Regions from separate parts of the Homo sapiens genome. Here all the other regions are linked to region 1. A link is an interaction called in ENCODE POLR2A ChIA-PET data of the cell type or tissue named here. Cell type or tissue: Caco-2. All regions are shown on one strand. Links, peaks and the distances in the headings refer to the core of each region. The heading gives the core; the rest is flanking DNA.

Region 1 (6,090 bases), core at 2,104-4,603:
ATAGACAATGCTGATTTGTTCCAGTCTTTTATGAAATCCAGGGCATTTCTGAAAAAGGACCAATGTTTACTTTGTCTACCCCAAACCTTACCTTTTCCCCTTTCATCTATGGTAAGGTACCAGTAGCTCAATGACAGAGAAAGAGTTTCAAGTATCTTTCAAACACCCAAATATTTCCAGTGGAAATGGGCCCAATAAACATCTTCAAAATCTTCTGGTGTTACTTTAGTTCCTATCTGTTAGTGCTCTAGAGGTCTCTCAAACTTTAACAGTTCTCATCTCTAGTGGAAGCTGTGATACCACTCCTCTCTACAAACAGAGGGCATCTTCTGATTGTTGTGCTACCCATACTTGCACTCTGGGTGCTAGAGATGCTAAGCATCCTGCAATGCATGAATGATCCCACCTACAACGCCAATAATTCTCCAGATGAGAAACCTTGAGTCATGTAATGAAATAACCTCCAGTATGTTTCAAAGGTTCTTGACACATAGCCTTTATCCAAAAGTATTGGTAAACCACTGTATCTTTTAGTGTATTTAGGTCCTAGACTGCAGGAGCTGTGCCATCCAATATGGTAACCACTAGCCACATGTGCCTATTTGAAATGCAGCTAGTTTGAATGGAGATGCACTATAAAGTATAAAATACATCCCAGATTTTCAAGTCTTAGCACACACACACACACAAATTTCATTAATAACTTTTGTACTGATTAACGCTGAAATAGTATTTTTCACGTATTAGGTTAAATAAAATATTATTAAAATTAATTTCACAGCCAGGCACGGTGGCTCACGGCTGTAATCCCAGCACTTTGGGAGGCCAAGGCAGGTGGCTCACTTGAGCCTGGAAGTTCGAGACCAGCCTGAGTAACATGACAAAACCCTGCCTCTACTAAAAACACAGTCACCCAGGCTGGAGTGCAGTGGCGCAATCTTGGCTCACTGCAACCTCCGCCTCCTAGGTTCAAGTGATTCTCCTACCTCAGCCTCTGGAGTAGCTGGGATTACAGGGACCTGCCACCACACTTAATTTTTTTATTTTTAGTAGATGGAGTTTCACCATGTTGGCCAGGCTGGTCTCAAACTCCTGACCTCAGGTGATCCACCCGCCTCAGCCTCCCAAAGTGCTGAGATTAGAGTGCAAGCCACCACGCCTGGCCTTATAAGCACTACTGCTTATCCTTATTTCACTGAGGAGATAAAATGATTAAGGAAATTAGCCAAGGCCATCCAGTTTGTATCATAAGTGGTGGAGTTAGAATCTAGACCCAAGCAATCTGACTCTCGAGTCTGTGCTCCTAACCAATTCATTATACTGCCTTTCAAAAGCAGTATCATTAGAACGTAAGCTCCACAAGCGGAGAGATTTTGTTTTCTTTACTGCTGTGTCTTCTAACTCTTAGGAAGAGTGCAGGAGGGGGAAGAAAAAGACAAAAATGCTTGTGATTCCTAAGGAAGTAAACCAAAGGTATCTATCTCTACAGAGTCCCAACGCCTGGGGGAAAAAAGGAACTTACTCAGAAAAGCCTTTCCACTTCAGTAGATATTCCACTTGTCCCTTAACCACGCGCCTGTCTAGCACCTTCTCCACAACATACTCCTCCTCATCCTCTGAAGAAGAACTGTCAGCTGTCCGCTTGGTTTTCTTTCCCATGTCGCACACCGTTCCACCTGAAAGACTAAGGCCACCAGGTCCCTGCAAAGGCAAAGGACAAAATGGTTAGAATCCATGTGAGGAGTTAAAAACTTTGTCTTTTCTTGATGGGATGAAAAGGGGATAACACTGAGTTGCCATGTGCCCTGCTCTTGAGTCTCAAATCATTCTACAGATGAGTCCTAAGAGTTTAATTTAAAAATGAATCAGTCTTCACTTCCTCAACTACAACCTCCTCTTCGGCTAAAGAGACCAAAATTATTAGAAGGCACAACTGTTTAACTCTTCTATTTCAGATTCCAAAAGACAAGTAGTGTGGTATGTTATTCCTGGCTATGTTTGTAACTGTTTACAAGCCAGGAACTCAAACAGAAATGTGCAAAATCTTTAGTTAAATGAACCAAGATAAAATTAAAACCTTTTTCTCCAAGGTGAATAAGCGTCTTTATAAAAATGAAAAAAGAAAAGCCACTAAAATATGAGTTTTCTGTGCTCTGAGCATCTTGCCCAGTCTCTTAGCAGCACACAAAAAAGGCTTGCTTAGGCACCTTTCACCACATTTTCAGTGACTTGGTACATTTCCCTTAAACAAATTGAGCTTGTCCCTTCAGAGCATCCATCAGCTCACAAAAGCAAGGCTGACATCTCAAACACACTAATCTTCCTTTTTAGAAAGCTAATTTGGGGATGGGAGGGAGGCAGAAAGGAGAAAAAATTTTTCAGTCCTAAAATTCAAAATTAGTCACTAGATTATTCAGTAATTCCCAAGATGCAACTAACCCAAATAGTTAAGAAGGTACCTCTCCCTCTTAACTGAAGTTGACTCAGGGCCAAAGGAAGAGGAGGAGGAAAAAGAAGTCTGGCCCCAGACTCAGCATCAACATGAAGCCTCCTCAAAATACAGAGGAACCATTCATAGGCCCAAGGAAAGCTGAAGCAAGGAAACACAAATGGAAATTGAGTTAAGCTCAGAAATATGCACACCAGGGGGTACTCAACAGAGAATCTAGTTTTAAAAATTCCCATGTTGTTGTTCCATAATCATTTTTAAGAATTCTTCCTTAACCATGCTAAATGGTGCCTACAGTCTGGATTACAGAGTAGCAGAAATTGTTTTCTTAGCTGAACTCCATTATTATTTTCCTGTAATCTTTAAAGATGTTTATCAGCACCCTCTAAATATTTCCACCCTGACCAGAAAACCACTGGGTCAGGGAGGGCCCACTACTAACCTCAGAATGATGTTCAAGTCACATAAAAAGTGGCAATTATCAATTCACTTCAAATTAGCAAAATTTTAAAAATTATTACAAGAATATATAGTTGGAGACCATATCTCCAGAACTTATTAGCTATAGGTCTGCCCACCTAAAAAACTGCCTATACCCATTACTGCCCTATAAGACTAAGTTTTTATTAAAATACTCTATTTGGAAGAGGAAGTAGTAGCAAAATGTAGGTGCGGGGGGGTTAAAATAATTTTTCCATGAATTTAGAAGAGTCCTAAGCTTCAAGAAAATATCTTATGTGCTTTATTTAAAATAAAACAGCCTCCAACCTCACCAGAGACAGGAAATGTCATATTCCAGGGAGAGTACCCCACCCCCACCACCACTCACCTTGGAATTTCCGGGAGCTGAGCAGTTTAGGTCAGAGCGCTGGGGTTAAAACCAGCCCCATGTTAGATGCATGCAGTTAAGCATTGTGGCTATGGCCTCCCCTGCCTCACCAGGAAAAACAAGGATTTACATGTGTTCTTCATTTTGAGGGAGAGACAAGGAAAATCTCCCTTTATACCTTCATGCAGAAGAGGAGCCCCAAAGGTAGAAAATGAATGGGGGTTCCCTCCTTTACCTACCGGATCGCCCCAGTTCTTTCTTTCCCTCTGGGCTAACAGGAGGGGCCTCCCCTCCCAGGTCTGGGTCTTGGCGGGCTGGCAGCTCCCCTGCCCCCACCCAGCTGCCTGGGCGCCACTGCGCAGCTGTCCCAGTCCGTTGCCATAGCAACTGGCAGCAGTACTACACTAAGGGGGAGAAGCAAATGGAAAAGTTAAAAGGCTTAACTTTCCTTTTCAGTGAAGACTGGGTGGAGAAATTGGAAGGTACCTCTCTTGGCCTCAAGGCTAAGGCATTCAGAGCTTAAGGGAATTACTTCTTAGGTTTTAAATCCAGTATTTATGCTTATTCCTCTAACAGCACTGTGAATTAATCAATAACATTTTAAGATCATCTAACAAGATTACAGCTCAACTGAAGGGGGAGGGGAAAGGCTCGATCCTTCTACAACACGATCAGTACAAACCACCCATCACTTAATCCAGCCCACCAGAGCACTTTGGGCAATCCCATTTTACCGTCTGTCACAGAACAGTTAATTAAAATTGCTTGAGGGGAAAAATAACAGGAAACAGGGGAGGGGAAGTATTTTAAAGACACTATATAACTTTCCTTCTTTGGGGGGATTACTAGAGACAAAATCCAAAGACATGAAGCACTACCAAAACAACAACCAAAAAAAAAAAAAAAAAAAACCCCTTTTAACTAAAATTAGAGGTGGAGGGCCAGGTGCAGTGGCTCATGCCTGTAATCCCAGAACTTTGGGAGGCCGGGACGGGGCAATCATTTGAGGTCACGTGCTCAAGACTAGCCTGACCAACGTGGTGAAACCCCGTCTCTACTAAAAATACAAAAAAATTAGCCAGGTGTGGTGGCAGGCGCATATAGTCCCAGCTCCTCAGGGGGCTGAGGGAGGAGAAATCGCTTGAACCCAGGAGGCAGAGGTTGCAGTGAGCCTAGATCGCACCACTGCACTCCAGCCTGGGCGACAAGAGTGAGACTGTCTCGAAAAAATAAAACAAAATGAATTTAGGTGGAAAAAAATTCCTAAGAAGCTTAAAAAAAAAAAAGAGGAGAGCAGTTCTGCCACAACCTAATGGTTGATAAATTTAAACCACTTATAGGTTGCTCTATAATGTTATAAAACAGATTTTTAAATAATTATTCATCACCTGATACATTATTAATATACAACTCTCTGTATCAGTATGTCTCAATACTTGAGAAAAGGAGTACTAGGATAAATAAAAAAGATATATAGAGACTTGAAATACTGTAAGTTTTCCATTCTTCTGGCTCTAAAGAACATTTTAGAGAGCTCCAAAACTCTACTCTGCTTTATAGATGTGGGAACTTTAAAGCCAGAAGTGGCTGCCATAGGAGAGTAAGAAAAAGGGACAATCAAAAGCAAAGAACTCAGTTGAGCCAGGAACAGTGGCTCACACCTGTAATCCCAGCACTTTGGGAAGCCGAGGCAGGTGGATTACCTGAGGTCAGGAGTTCGAGACCAGCCTGACCAACATGGTGACGCCCCATCTCTACTAAAAATGCAAAAATTAGCCAGACATAGTAGCACTTGCCTGTAATCCCAGCTACTTGGGAGGCTAAGGCAGGAGAATCGCTTGAACCTGGGAGGCAGAGGTTGCAGTGAGCCGAGACTGCGCCACTGCACTCCAGCCTGAGCAACAAGAGCGAAACCGTCTCAAAAAAAAAAAAAAAAGAACTCAGTTGAGAAGAAGCACAATGGTGACTATTACGACTGTCAAACAGAAGAAACCATAGGGTGTAAGACCAAAGTAGAAATTTTTTTCTTTTTTCTTTTTTTTTTTTGAGACGGAGTCTCGCTCTGTCACCAGGCTAGAGTGCTGTGGCGCCATCTCGGCTTACTGCAACCTCCAACTCCCTGGTTCAAGGGATTCTCCTGCCTCAGCCTCCCAAGTAGCTGGGATTACAGGCATGTGCCACCACGCCCAGCTAATTTTTGTATTTTTAGCAGAGATGGGGTTTCATCATGTTGGCCAGGATGGTCTCGATTTCCTCATCTTGTGATCCGCCCACCTGGGCCTCCCAAAGTGCTGGGATTACAGGCATGAGACACTGCACCCGGCCAGAAATTTTTTAATTACAAAAGATTTCCTCAGATTTGAATGGACCATCAGCAAACCTCCAATTAAAAACGGCATTTTTCAACTCTTACCTTTTAACTTTTCATAATTAAGGGATATAAAAACAATAACAAACATTTAAATAGGATCCTGACTCTGATTAACTTGCCATGTGTTATCCTGAGTAAATAAATTTTCCATCTAACCCCGGCATCATTTAAACGGGCTAAATAAATCTGTACTACCTGCCCTACGTACCTCCGAGGGAAAAAGTGAGTTTATGTTGAAACCAAAGATCTATTAAGTCCCCCAAAAAGAACCTTCTGTAAAAATATGTCAGGGCTGAATACAACAGCAGAAGAAAATATGTGACCTTCCAAATTCCTAAGCTAGTAAACCATATCACATGCAGTAACTCCTGCAGCTCAACACATTAGTAGATAGCAAGAAAAAGAGGAACAGTGTCTTTGTTAACTAGGCACTGGAAAACG
Region 2 (6,090 bases), core at 113-2,612, 280 kb before region 1:
ATATTAGCCTCCAAATGCCTGATTTTGGAGAAAAATATTTAAAACCCGCAGGTAACACTTTCTCTGCAATGTGGAGCCCAGAAATGTCCTCAGCTCCAAAAGAGAGTTCTGGTGGATGAGAGGAGAAGGTCATCATGAAAGAAAAACAAAGGCTTCTGTGACCCAAGCCAGGAATCTGCCAGTCCTTGGTGACCCTCTAAAAAGGAGGAAAAAGGGTTTTTTGGCCCCCAAACAAACCCACCTTCCGTCTCCCAAGGTGTCCAACCCCCCTTGCAGGTCAGGGGCACTCTGGGCTCAACCTCTTGGGGTAATCCCCTCTAGCCGCAGCACTGCCCGGGAACAAAAGATCCTCGTCTAGACGCTGCCATAAAGCACCCCCTCACGTTTCTAAACCCAGTTTCATTTCGACCTTAACGACCCAGTCTGGCCTGTATTAGAAACCACTTCCGCCCTAAATAGTAAACAAACCTGTAGTGGAGGGTCTTGGCTCTCCCAACACACTCAGACCCCCACCTCCTCAGCCCGTTGCCCCACATTTTTCCTCTTTTCTCCAGCCTTTCTCAGCTCCCAGCACCCCAGCCCCTTTCCTCCCCGCCGCGCCCACCCCACCCCCCCGCCCCAGTAAATAAACCTGAGGCCGAGTTCAAAGTTTCCCGGAGCTAAGGAGGAATGCTGGTTGTAAAAATCCAAGTTTATAGTGCACGTGGGAGTTTACAAGGGTATTAAGTGGTGTGGGCTGAGAGAGCACTCTGGGCCCCTCCCCCTTCCACCATGGGCTTTGGGGTGCAGGAGGAATCAAGGGCACTCGAAATGAGAAATGGGTTTAGGAGTAGCCTTGAGTTTGGGGTTTCTTTGTCACTTAGACTCTTAGGTGGCTGAGGAATGGCGATGCAAGGGCCCCTTGTAAGAAGACTCGAAACCCCTGCCAAGCACCTCTGAGAGAAAACTCCCTGGCTCTAGTTGTCCCAGATGGAAAGATTGGGGAGCCCTGTTCTGGGGGAGCAAAAGGTGCAAACCAGGTGTCTGAAAGGTGAACAGAGTTGGGAATACCTAGAGCCAGTTCTCAACCAGAAGGGGAGAAACTACCTTGGGCTAATTTCTCGAGTGGGCTGAGAGCAGAAAGGGCTCTTCTCTTAAGAGTAAAGAAGAACTTTGAACTTCAAGGGAGTCAAGGGCACCACCCCTTCGCTTTCCCCGCCTCTCTCAGGAATCCGTAGGGCAATTGTTTCTGGGCCAGTATTCCCTGAAGGGGGGAGCTACTGGGGTTTTCTGGTGCCCCAGGGTTGGATAATGCTGTTTGCTAACCCCTCCCTACTGAGAGCCCGCCAGAACCAGTGCACGCGACTGCACTCTTTATTATTCATATAAACCTTTGGAAAAGGCAACGCCCAGGAAGTTTTTATAACTTTGTTTGGCATAAAAATTTTACAAGATTCCCCATCCCTTAAAAAAAAAAAAGTAAGTTTTGGTCTTGCCATAGGATGAAATCACAGGTCTTTGAAAGGCAGGGGAGAGAGGGGCTCTGAGGGGTGGCAGTGCAGGGAAGGGAGTGTATGGAGCTGCCTTTCTCTGTCTAAGGCAAAAAGGCTTGAAGATCTGAGTCAATCCTTCCTAAAGCCCATCTTGGACTCAGCTTTGGAGCCTCTTTGGACAGAGTCCTGTCCACTCTGCTCTTGCACCTTTACAAACTCTAAAAGTTTGGACAATATCAGCATGACAAGACCTTCCCCCATCACACCCTCTTGTTCTCCTGTAGGCACTACTCTCTCTCTCTCCCTCTCTCTCCACACACACACACACACACACACACACACACACACACACACACACATCTCTCTGCACCGCACCCCTCCAACCCACTGCACAAAGCAAAGACCCATAACCTTGACTCAGACTGCTGATTTGGGAGGGTCTCTGCACACATAGCCCTGCCTTCCTGCCTGCCGCCTGTGAAGTCGACAATGGGTTTGAAGAAAGAATCCAAAATACCAGGAAACTCCTGCCCAGAGGTTGCAGTGGTTGCAGGACCAAAGGAGACAGAGGGCCCAGCAGGGCTGCAGTCCAGGAGCAGAGAACAAAGGCGGCCATGTGGGAGATGGCCTTGCCCACGGATGACCCCTGGACCTGCCCCTCAACCTGGGACTGACAAAATCCCACTCGCTCATTTCCCCTGACTCCAGCCTTGGGAGCACCAACTGGGCTCAACTTTGGGCCATTTTAATGTTTCAGCTCCGGAGGTCAGGACAAAGATGGGACAGACTTCTCCAAAGGTAGGCCTGGTAGACAAGCCTCCTTTGGGGTGATGGAAGTGAAAATACATGACCCCTGAATCCTAGCACTTCAAGAAGCCATCAGCACTAGTGTGGATGTGCCCCAGAATCCTATTTTTCCTCCCTCTAATGGCGACTGCTGGGGCCTGGCTGCTGATGACTGGCAGCCCTACACTTCGCCTTGTGAGGAGGAGCTGAGCTAAGGCTGTAGGCGGGAGAAGGTCAACTCCAAGCCTTAGCAGCTGGGCTAGGGAGGCATGCGACTGAGCCTGGTGCTGTCCCCCTCACTAAGCCCAGCACACCAGAGAAAAATAAGAAAGGCTAGGAAAGAAAGTCAGGGGGAAGGAAATAATTGGAGAGAGAAAAGAGCAAAGAATTAATTGTATAATAAAGAAAGAAGGAAACAAGGAAATGGGAGAAATAAGGAAGACAAGAAAGAGAAAGGATTGGAAAAAGTAGGAAAAAATAAATTACAGGAAGAAAAAAGAAAAAGAAAAACAGAAAGAAGCAAATAAAGAGAAAAGAGAAGGATGAAACAAGAAGGAAAGAAAGAAGAGAAGAAAAAAAAAGAAAAATAAGAAAGGAAAGGAAGGCAAACAGAGATCTTTGAAAAGGAACTTAACCGGTAAGAAAGGTTCGGTGTTTTTCTCCGGAGCAAGCCAGCCTAACCACAGCCCCGACTCTAGCTAGAAACCTGACTTACTGGGGGCAACTTAGAAGCAAACCACTAAAGTGGGGGGCAGGGCCTGCCCCTAAGACATCCTCCCACCCTCCTCCCAAAGCTTCTCTCCGAGGTGTCTTCGGTCTGGTTTCAATTCAGGGGACAAAATTAAATAACTGGCCAGCTTCGGCAGGGCCAGGAAGCAGTCAGACTGGCGCGGGTTATTAGAATTCGGGATTCGGAGATCTTAGACAGCACTTTGGGTAAAAGTGAATATCTGTGGCTGTGTACACATATTTAAGTGCAAGTTAGACACGTGTATAGATGCTGAACTCCGTAGCATCTGTGTGCAAGTGTGTGCAATGTCAAGACGTGAGAGATTCTGCTGGCCGAGCTGCCTGGGGGGCTGTGAGGTCCACAGTAGACCAGAGGCCCTGCTAAGTGTCCTCAGCCTCCTACCTCCCTCTAGTACCTGTTTGAAAATCTTTTTCTTTTCTGGGTCTCTGGGCATTCCGAATTTTGCCTGGAATTTCCCTGCTCCCAATTCAGCTGGGGCAGAGCCTGGTGCTAGTGAAGAAGAAAAGCGAATCTTTTCTTCAAGTTTTGGGAAGGGAAGGATTTATCTCGGCCTCCAAAGCAAGAGGAAAAAACCTGCAATCTCTGGTGTGATTCTGTTTCCTCTTTGCTTAAAAAGATTTCAATACACACACTTTATTTTTATTTTATTATTTAACCCAAAAGGGAAAGACATTCTTCCTTTTTCACTTCATCTTCAGAATTTCCCAGTTGACTTTCTTAACCTGTTGGGGAAACTCCAATTTTTTGCTGGAGAAACCAGGGTGCTTCTGGGGTGTGTTGAGGGCTACAGCCAAGAAAGCAACAAAGGTCCTTTTTTGTTCATTGAGCATATTTTCCTTCTTCTGCTTTCACGTGGGGACCCCTAGCGCCCCAGCCCTTGGGCTGCCCTGTGGAACCCGCTGGATCCTCCCAGAGTATTCACAGAGCTCCTGAACCCTCCTCCTCTGCATTGCTCACAGCCCCACAGACAGAAGGAGGCCCAGCCCCGTCCTTGTTGCCTTTCCAGGATCTGGGTACCCGGGAAGGGAGAAAGGGGCCAGGGCATTGGCCCTGGGTGGGATTTGTCAGGTCGTATGCACAGCTTGAGCCCCACTGTGGCTTGCAGCCCCTGGATTTTCATGTTCCCAAGTTGAGGTAAGAGGGGGGAGCCCCAGACGTAGGCATAGGCATAGGTGTCTCAGCGCCCTCGGAAAGTTGGGGAAATGGATTAATAAAAGTCCATATGTGGGTGATTCTAGCAACACAGGCCTCCCCTGGATCCTAATCCAGTTGCCAAGGGCACAGGCTGAAGGATCTTGGCCCTGTGGGGCAGGGCGGTGGGTGCCTGGCAGTGGCGGCAGGCGGGGTCGCTGTGGCGGCCCGCATGCCTTTGAACGCCAGGCCCGGACAATAGGACCGAAACAGCCTTTGCTCGTGGCCTCGGGAAAGACCGAGCCCAAGGGGGCAGGGCTGGGACCCAGGCCCGCACAAATGCTCCCTTCGCCAGGATAAAACACTCACTTTTTCCTTCCTTTTACCTCCACTGAAGCAGAATCTCAAAGTCTGTGAAAACCCAACAAGTTATTCAGGTCTGCGTCCGAGCGGGCTCTAGTTTAGCAGCACCGGGTTTTCGTTTATCTTGCGTAATTAGAGGCAAACATTTGTCCCACCGGGGGTCCCACTTAGGCTGATGAATTTGATTTCTTTTTTCATTAATCGGCCGTGTTTATCATACTTCTAATTATTTCAACTTTAAACACTATTCTGTCTTGTGAGGAGGTGGGAGTCGAGGCGGGAGGCTCCTCCCTGGAGTATTATTTTCATTAATGATGGCGATAATTCCGAAGCGACTCTGTCCTCTCCCTTGGCTAAGGTGAGAGGTGGGCTTGGAAAGAGGTTGGGTGGTGGGACCCCTGAGGCCGATGGGTCTGCTCCCTGTCTGCTGGTTCCCCAGGCTACGCCTTGGGGCTTGTCTGAAGTTTATCTCCTTCACCCTTTCCTGCCGACTCCTTCACCCCCTCCCAGGCTGGGCTCAAACCCTTTGCGGCTCTTCCCTGGAAACCTTTCTCTGATCCCAGCCTGTCCTGGCTGGCCTGGGCAGAGGCTCGGGTAGCACTGTCCTGGCCCCCAGCTACTAACACCCAGAGAAAAAAAAAAAGAAAAGGCTGAGGTGGCCAAGGGCCACTTGGCCGTGGGGAAAAGGACCCACCAGACTCCAAAGTGGGGGGTAAGGGTAGGGAACTGGGACGCTAAATTCCTGGGAAAAGCACACCAGGCAGGAAAATAAAGGAGACGTGAAAGAGGGGGGAGGGAACCCCCAAAGCCATATAATTCTCAATTGCTTTGGTATTTAATTTCATCGTCCCATAAATGAGGAAATATCAGTTCCCATACTAAATTTTTATCCCTGGCTGATAAATATGACGGGAAATTTTCGTTGGGTCCTCGTAAAAGGGAACGGTTTCGATCAAACTGGTGGGGAAAGACTAATGCAGATAATACAAACAGAGTGGCCATAAAGTCTCGCCCGTTTCCCGCGGGATGGGCGGTGGGACAAATGGCTCCCTGGATTGACTGCTGCCCGGACTGTCCCAAGTCTGGGGCCTAAACAGCCTAACCTTGCCCTGGATAACCCCCATGCTGAGGCCACGGTGACCCTGCATATGAAAACACAAAACCATTTCAAATCTCCCCTGGCCGGTCCTGCAAGCAAATCATACACTCCACATTTCCTTCCAGTTTTCCGGAGGTTCAGGAACCCCTGCGTCTTCTCTCTCCACCCCTGGATGGGGAAATTCGGCGGATTTCTTTCTGCGGTCTTCTAGCCGCAGCGGGCTTGGGCCTCCTTAGAAACGGTCTAGCCTCCTCACTCCTCCACTCCAGGGCGCTGGGCTCCAGTCCTTTCCCCGCCAAACTCCAGCCCTTCGGAAAGTCTGAACCCTAGGCTCTGTCCAAGGAAAAATGTGGGGCGACAGGAAAGACAAGTTGTTCTCCAGATTCCGTTTCCTGAGGAAGGGGTGGAGAGTTTAGTTCGCTTTGGAAGAAGGCGATGGAGAAACGGAAATAACTGTTTGAAACATACGGTTCCCCTTATTTCTTCCT
Region 3 (6,090 bases), core at 1,246-3,745, 520 kb before region 1:
TCCCGCACACGGTAATTGCTAAATTACCCGCCATCTGCTCCGCTCTCAGACATAAATTACCTGCGAGGAGGAAAGACGCAGAGGCTGCGCACTTTCCTTCCTCTCCCCCAGACCCGCGCAAGGCGCTGAGGGGGTCCTCCCTCCGGCAAAGGCGGAGGGACGGCCTGACAGGAACAGTGTGCACTTGCCTCTGTCCTCCCCCGAGGGACAGTGGCCTGGGGTGACCGAGAAACCTGGCCCTCCCAAGGTCCCCGGGCTGCCAAGGAGGACCCTTCGGCCTTAGGGCGGAGCCTCCCCCGCCGCTCAGGGGAGGTGGAGCTCGTTGTGGTGGGCGGGGCTTTCTCCAGGTGGGACCCATCGCCTAGGCAGGTTTCCCCGGCCACCCTCTTCCTTCTCCCCCACTCCCTGGCGCCCACCACTCTGCTGGTGGGGAGGTGTCCCCAGCTCTCGTTGACTCCCCTCCCAGTATCCCAGAAAGAAGAGAGGAGAGCAGGCAGAGGGCAGGAGGAGAGAGAAAAGGGTCACACCCCCTTCCTTTCATTCTGCTCTGAACTTTGTCCCTCCCCCGCTAGATTCTGAAGGGTGAGCGAGGTGTGAAAGCAGATGTAGGAGAGATGACTTGAAATGGGGCACAGTGTAGGGTGCAGCCGGTTAGAGCGAGGGAGGGAATGGGAAAGCTATGCCCACTGCCAGGCGGGGTTCTTTGGGGAGATGGGCAGGCAGCCTGGGTAGGGTGGAAAGTGGTCAGGCTGGGGAAGTGAGCAGAGTGGGAGGTGGGCAGGAAGAGGGGGTCGGAGGGATGGAGGCGGGGCAGGATGGGAGGTGGGAGAAGCGGGATGAAGACTCAGAAACGAGCAGGTAGTGAGTCGTCTGGGTGATGAGCTAGAGGAGGATCAGAGTCGGAGAGAGGGGAGACAGCAAGACGTTTAGAAGCAGTTCAGGCCCTGGAAGGAATGCAGGGAGCAAAGGCTATGGCAGGGAAGGCAAGGGTGTTTGTGGGTCCTTGCAGGGTCCCAGGAAGGTGAGGGTGAGAGCCCCAGAGCCACTTCTTGCTCTGTGGCCGAGGCCTGACTTCGGAGGGGAGCCGAGGAGGCCACCTATGCAGCAGGGATGGGCGCCAGCCCTCCTTCTCCAACCCCAGGCACCTGCAGGGGTGTGCCCATCAGGGTGGGAGACGGAGTAAGCCGAGTCCCAGCTCTGAGCGCAGAAGCTAGTGGGGTTTCTTCGGAGCGATTGTTTAGTATTCATGGGGCGACGCAATCTCTCCCACATCTGCTTAGCACAGCAAGTCCTGTCATATAACTGTCTCCCGCACTGTCTGTCCATAAAGAATGTCTCGGAATTGGTGTAATTCAGAGAAATTAATGACGACTTTCCGCGGGACGGCTCCCTGGGGGATGATTAACACTTCATCGTCCATCTGATGCGCGGGGCCCAGCACTCCATCGCGAACATTTGGGCCGTGGCCAGCCGCATTAAAGGTTATTACGGAAAACGCGACCTGCAAACGGGCGAGAGGCATGATGGACCAGGAGGGGCGGGGGCCGAGGGCGAGGGCGGGGGCGGGGGCCGAGGGCGAGGGCGGGGGCGGGGGAGTCAGATCGGAGCTGCCCAAGTCCGAGATTAAGTTTCCCGAAGTTTGCGCACCTGTGGGGTCTGAGGCTGAAGGAGACTGGGTTTCTGCTTCAGTGACGGCAGGACAGGGAGGGTGTTGGGGAGCCGCTCTCCCTCCACCTCCACTGCAGGGGCTAGGGAAGGGAATGGGGACCCTTTTCATGGGTGGGCACATTGCTGTTGGAGGTTTTCCCTGCCTTTTACTCCTCACAGCATTACTGGGTTTTATTAACCTCACCTTACAGGTGATGAAACTGAGGCTCAGAGAGGTTATGTAATGTTCCCAAGGTAACACAGCTTGTTGAGACGGAGGCAGTATTTGAACTCAGGTCCTTGTCTCATGAGCTCTTGCTCTTTCCACTACACTAGGGGGCAGAAGTTCTTATGCTTTTATGTGTCTACCTCAGCTTCCTGCACATAGGTGGCAGGTGTTCGAAAACGTCTGTTGCATGAATGAATGAGTTACCTTTGCAGGCTCCATTTCCGTGATCTGGACCAGAGGTCCAGAGATCTGGAGGCAGGGAAGAGGATATGGTAAAGAAGTTCTAGTTTGGGCTAAGAAACTCAAAATAGGTTTCCTGTGAGTTTACATGCATTCTGCTGGACATTCTAAATCTCTAGAATCTAGAAGCCTGGGTTCTTGATCCTTAGTCAGTAGAAAGGAATAGCAGAGGATGTGCGCATGAGTGTGAACAAGTGTGTTTGATGAGTGAGTATGTGTAAGTTTGCATGTGATGTGTGTCTGTAAATGTGGGTGAGTTTATGAGTATGTGTATGTTGCATGTATGTGAGAGTGTTTGTGATGAGGGTGTGTGTGCATATGCTTGTATTTTGAGGTTATGTGTGTCCATGTATGATGCATGTATGAGTATGCACCTGTGTATCTGCATGTGTGCAGGCGAACGTGTGCATATGTGTATGTGTGCATGTGGTGTGCCTTGGGGGAGCTGGAAGACTCAGGTGAAGATATCTTTGATTTATGCAAATCTCTAGCAGGTTCCAGCATGTGGTATGTGGTGATGCTGAGGTGGGAGGCCAGGAGAGGAAGGCTGTTCCTACTTGGTTGGGGAGCCTGAGAAGTGTGTGCTTTTGCCCTTCCAGGCACAGGGGGACAGCATCAGGGTCCGGGGTCTGAGATGGAGACTAGGATCTGAGGCCTTCAATCAGGGTTTGAATTGGAAGTGCTCAGAGGCTCTGGTCTGACCTGGGAGGGTGATAAAGAGGTGGGGTCAGGACGGGAGGCTGCCTAGTCTGTGAAGAATTCAGGCCTACTCACTTCTCTCCTCTGCCACCCACTCCACAGGTTTTGACCATTAGCTTCTAACCAACCTGCACTTCCTAACTCTAGATTCACCCTACTCCACTTCAGGGTGGTAGAATTACCAGAAGTCTTTTTTTTTTTTTTTTTTTTTTGAGATGGAGTCTCGCTCTGTCACCCGGGCTGGAGAGCAGTGGTGCTATCTCGGCTCATTGCAAGCTCTGCCTCCCAGATTCAAGCAATTCTTCTGCCTCAGCCTCCTGAATAGCTGGGACTACAGGCGCCCACCACCACGCCAGGATAATTTTTTGTATTTTTAGTAGAGACGGGGTTTCACCGTGTTAGCCATGATGGTCTGGATTTCCTGACCTCGTGATCTGCCTGCGTTGGCCTCCCAAAGTGCTGGGATTACAGGCGTGAGCCACTGCGCCCGGCCCCCAGAAGTCTTTATGTGCAACCTTCTAACTAGGAGGACCATAACCACAGTCAAAACTTCTCTCTGTCTCATTGGCACTATTCAGAGGTCCAAAACAGTTTCCTGGTCTCTTGGACGCCATTGGTATATATTACTTCTTTCTTTCTTTCTTTTTCTTTTTCTTTCTTTTTTTTTTTTTGACACAGAGTCTCACTCTGTTGCCCAGGCTGGAGTGCAGTGGCACCATCTTGGCTCACTGCAACCTCTGCCTCCCGGGTTCAAGCGATTCTCCTGCCTCAGCCTCCTGAGTAGTTGGGATTACAGGCACACGCCACCATGCCCGGTTAATTTTTGTATTTCTAGTAGAGATGGGGTTTCACCATGTTGGTCAGGCTGGTCGGTCTCAAATTCCTGACCTCATAATCTGCCTGCCTCGGCCTCCCAAAGTGCTGGGATTACAGGTGTGAGCCACCGTGCCTGGCCGGCCACTAGTATATATTCTTAATGCACTTCACACAAGCTGAGGTTTTCAGGCCACTTGTGTTGGGAAGTTCTTCCTTGAGTCTAACTTCAGATCCTCTTTGTCATGTTTGATGCCCAATAGGCCCAGGCTAAGTTCGTGAAACTGGGGCCTTGCACCTCCATCCCTCCACCACAGAAATGGAATAATTTCTTCTGGATGGAGGAGTGTGTCTGGAGTATAGGGACACTGAGAGAAGGAGGACTAAAGCCTGGCAGGTCACAGATGAGTCAGATCATTCTTTGGGAGGAGGGCAGTCATCAACAGGACAGTCTCAGAAAAGGGAGGTCAGAGAGCATCAGTTTCAGCCTGTACAGACAGCAGCCAGAGTCCTCAGAGGGGGGAAGATTTACCCAGTGTCCCCTGTTATGCAGTAGCTGCTTCTGAAAAACCCAGGCCCCTGACTCCTGGTCTAGGAGTCCTTCTTGTGCCCTGTTTGGAGGATCCTATATTCTGTTCTTATTCTCCTGGCTATGTGGGGGTCGGGGAGAGGGAGGATATTCAGCTAGGCCCAGGTGCTGCCCAGCTGTGCCAGCTGGGTCTTGAGGCCTCATTGCCTCACATGCACCATGCCTGTTCCTTCAACTCCCCATTCTCCCGCTGCAGGGTGGTGTGGTCTCTAAGCTCCACCTGAGCAGCCATCCACGTATTTAGTCGTCCCCTGACCCCAAATAGTTTCATACATATAGTCTGTCTTCAGCCTGAACTATCTCTCTCCTTTTTCCAGACCAGCCTCTCAGCATTTTACAAGATTGTCCCATACTGTCCTCCTCTAGGAAGCCCTCCTTGACTGATCCTCCTGGTTCCGGATCCCAAATGTTTCCTTTCGAAACCACTGCCAAGGTGCTTGCAGGCCTCTTCCTGTTATCTTGCCTGTTCCCCACATACTGGCACCTCCCTGTGAGCAGGGCTGTTTTTCTTCTCTCTAGGGATCTGCCTTCTTTCTTCTTTCCTGTCTTCCAGGACCCTCTTCCCGCACCAGGAGAATCAGTGCTGCAGGGGAGATTGACTGAACCCTTCCCTGTTTAATGTTTTCTGGGAATGGCAGGGATAACGGAGTCCCGTTGGGTCTCATGGTCTCATACTGAGGAGGAGGAGGTGGCGCAGACCCTTTCCCTGACCGGATCTTGGTGGCTTACTCTGGTGTAGGCTCCCCCAACCCCAGCTCCTGGTACTTCTGCTCTGGTTGCCTCTGGGCAAGTTAACAGCTCTAGGCTGCTGTGCTGGAGCCCCTGGGGCGCTGGGTGTGGTGTGGGCAGCGGCAGGCAGCCCCTCTGTGATTCTCAACTTGGGCTTCTCACCGCACCTGACTGCCTGCTCCCCCACTTCCAGGTTCGTGTTTCTCCGGTTTGTGTTTCTCCGGTTTCCCTTGCACCTTCCCTTTCCTTCTCCCTCCCAATCCTCACCCAGCCCATTTATCCGAAGAGCTGGAGTCCTTCCAGAACGTTTCTCCTTTCCTGGGTCCTTCGGGGTTGGCAGCCCCCAGGTGGGGAAGGGGTGAGTGGAGAATGGGTCCTGGCTCTAGTGAGGCACCAGGTCTAGCTCTGGATCAATCGATGCTTTGGCTGCCACCTTGTGGCAGATACGGAGAACTGCAGGATTGGGGTCCCTGCGCTGAAAGTGGGATCTTCTGGAGAGGGAGGAGGAGATGATGGCAGAGGTGTACATTATGAGGGTAGCAAACCTCAGATTTCCAAATTGACATTGGGGTCTCCTAATTCCTGACTGACAGGGAAGTAGAAACCTGCCAAGTAGCAAGGACACTTAAGGATGGAGACAGAGAATTAAAACACTGTCCTTCAGTCTCAAACCTATTGTTCTAATCCTCCTTCCCTAAAACAAAAACAAAAACAAAAACAAAAACCCTAAAAGGGCAACAGCCTGAAACTGAAGCAGAAGGAGCTGAGGTCTGATCTGCAGAAGTTCCTGTAAGTCCCAAAGTGTATTTGGATGCTCTGCCTGTGACTGTTGCACGGCTTTTTCATAGCTCCTCTCCACCCCCAGTCAGTGAGTCTCCCACCTTCTCCAGGCTCCTTAATCCCATCATGCTCAGTTCATTGGTCCTATTCAGAAAATCCTAGGTTCCTTAGCCTTTCTACCCAATCCTGGGTTGTGCCTATGACCAAGATGCTGATCTGGGAAGTCCCTTCTCTAGTCTAACTCCAATTCTTCCTATAGCACTGGAAATGGAGAGAACCACCATGCAGCTATCAGAGCTGCAGATGGGAAGCTGGGACCCTAAGAAAGTGGGGAAGATGAGGAAGGTTCTGAGGGAGGGCGGCT

What was found. Peaks named below come from ENCODE experiments on the same cell type or tissue, not always from the same donor. Only the 100,000 strongest peaks of a DNase experiment are listed, where the experiment ranks them.
Region 2: POLR2A ChIA-PET joins it to region 1 with 6 read pairs; 2 of 35 experiments call an interaction of 5 or more read pairs at or near these places.
Region 3: POLR2A ChIA-PET joins it to region 1 with 5 read pairs; 3 of 35 experiments call an interaction of 5 or more read pairs at or near these places.

The regions. Positions count from the first base shown.
Region 1 is chr12:54,255,992-54,262,081 of GRCh38, forward strand. CBX5 (chromobox 5) reads right to left here. Exons shown (of 5, transcript NM_012117.3): 2 at 1,523-1,701. The coding sequence starts at 1,659. Among named protein-coding and RNA genes, the nearest start is that of SCAT2, 3.6 kb to the right of the region's middle. RefSeq lists enhancers at 472-1,133, 3,327-3,496. In Caco-2, for the core only: no CTCF peak of the experiment used is centred there; DNase peaks (open chromatin) are centred at 3,310 and 3,650; H3K4me3 peaks cover 901 bases.
Region 2 is chr12:53,977,871-53,983,960 of GRCh38, forward strand. HOXC-AS3 (HOXC cluster antisense RNA 3) reads right to left here. Exons shown (of 3, transcript NR_047506.1): 3 at 6,081-6,090. Among named protein-coding and RNA genes, the nearest start is that of HOXC10, 4.2 kb to the right of the region's middle. RefSeq lists an enhancer at 1,046-1,560. In Caco-2, for the core only: no CTCF peak of the experiment used is centred there; DNase peaks (open chromatin) are centred at 671 and 1,241; H3K4me3 peaks cover 963 bases.
Region 3 is chr12:53,738,408-53,744,497 of GRCh38, forward strand. It overlaps LOC105378250 (a long non-coding RNA gene), which reads left to right and starts at 1,187. Exons shown (of 5, transcript NR_189099.1): 1 at 1,187-1,481. RefSeq lists enhancers at 812-1,601, 5,082-5,628. In Caco-2, for the core only: no CTCF peak of the experiment used is centred there; no DNase peak of the experiment used is centred there; H3K4me3 peaks cover 557 bases.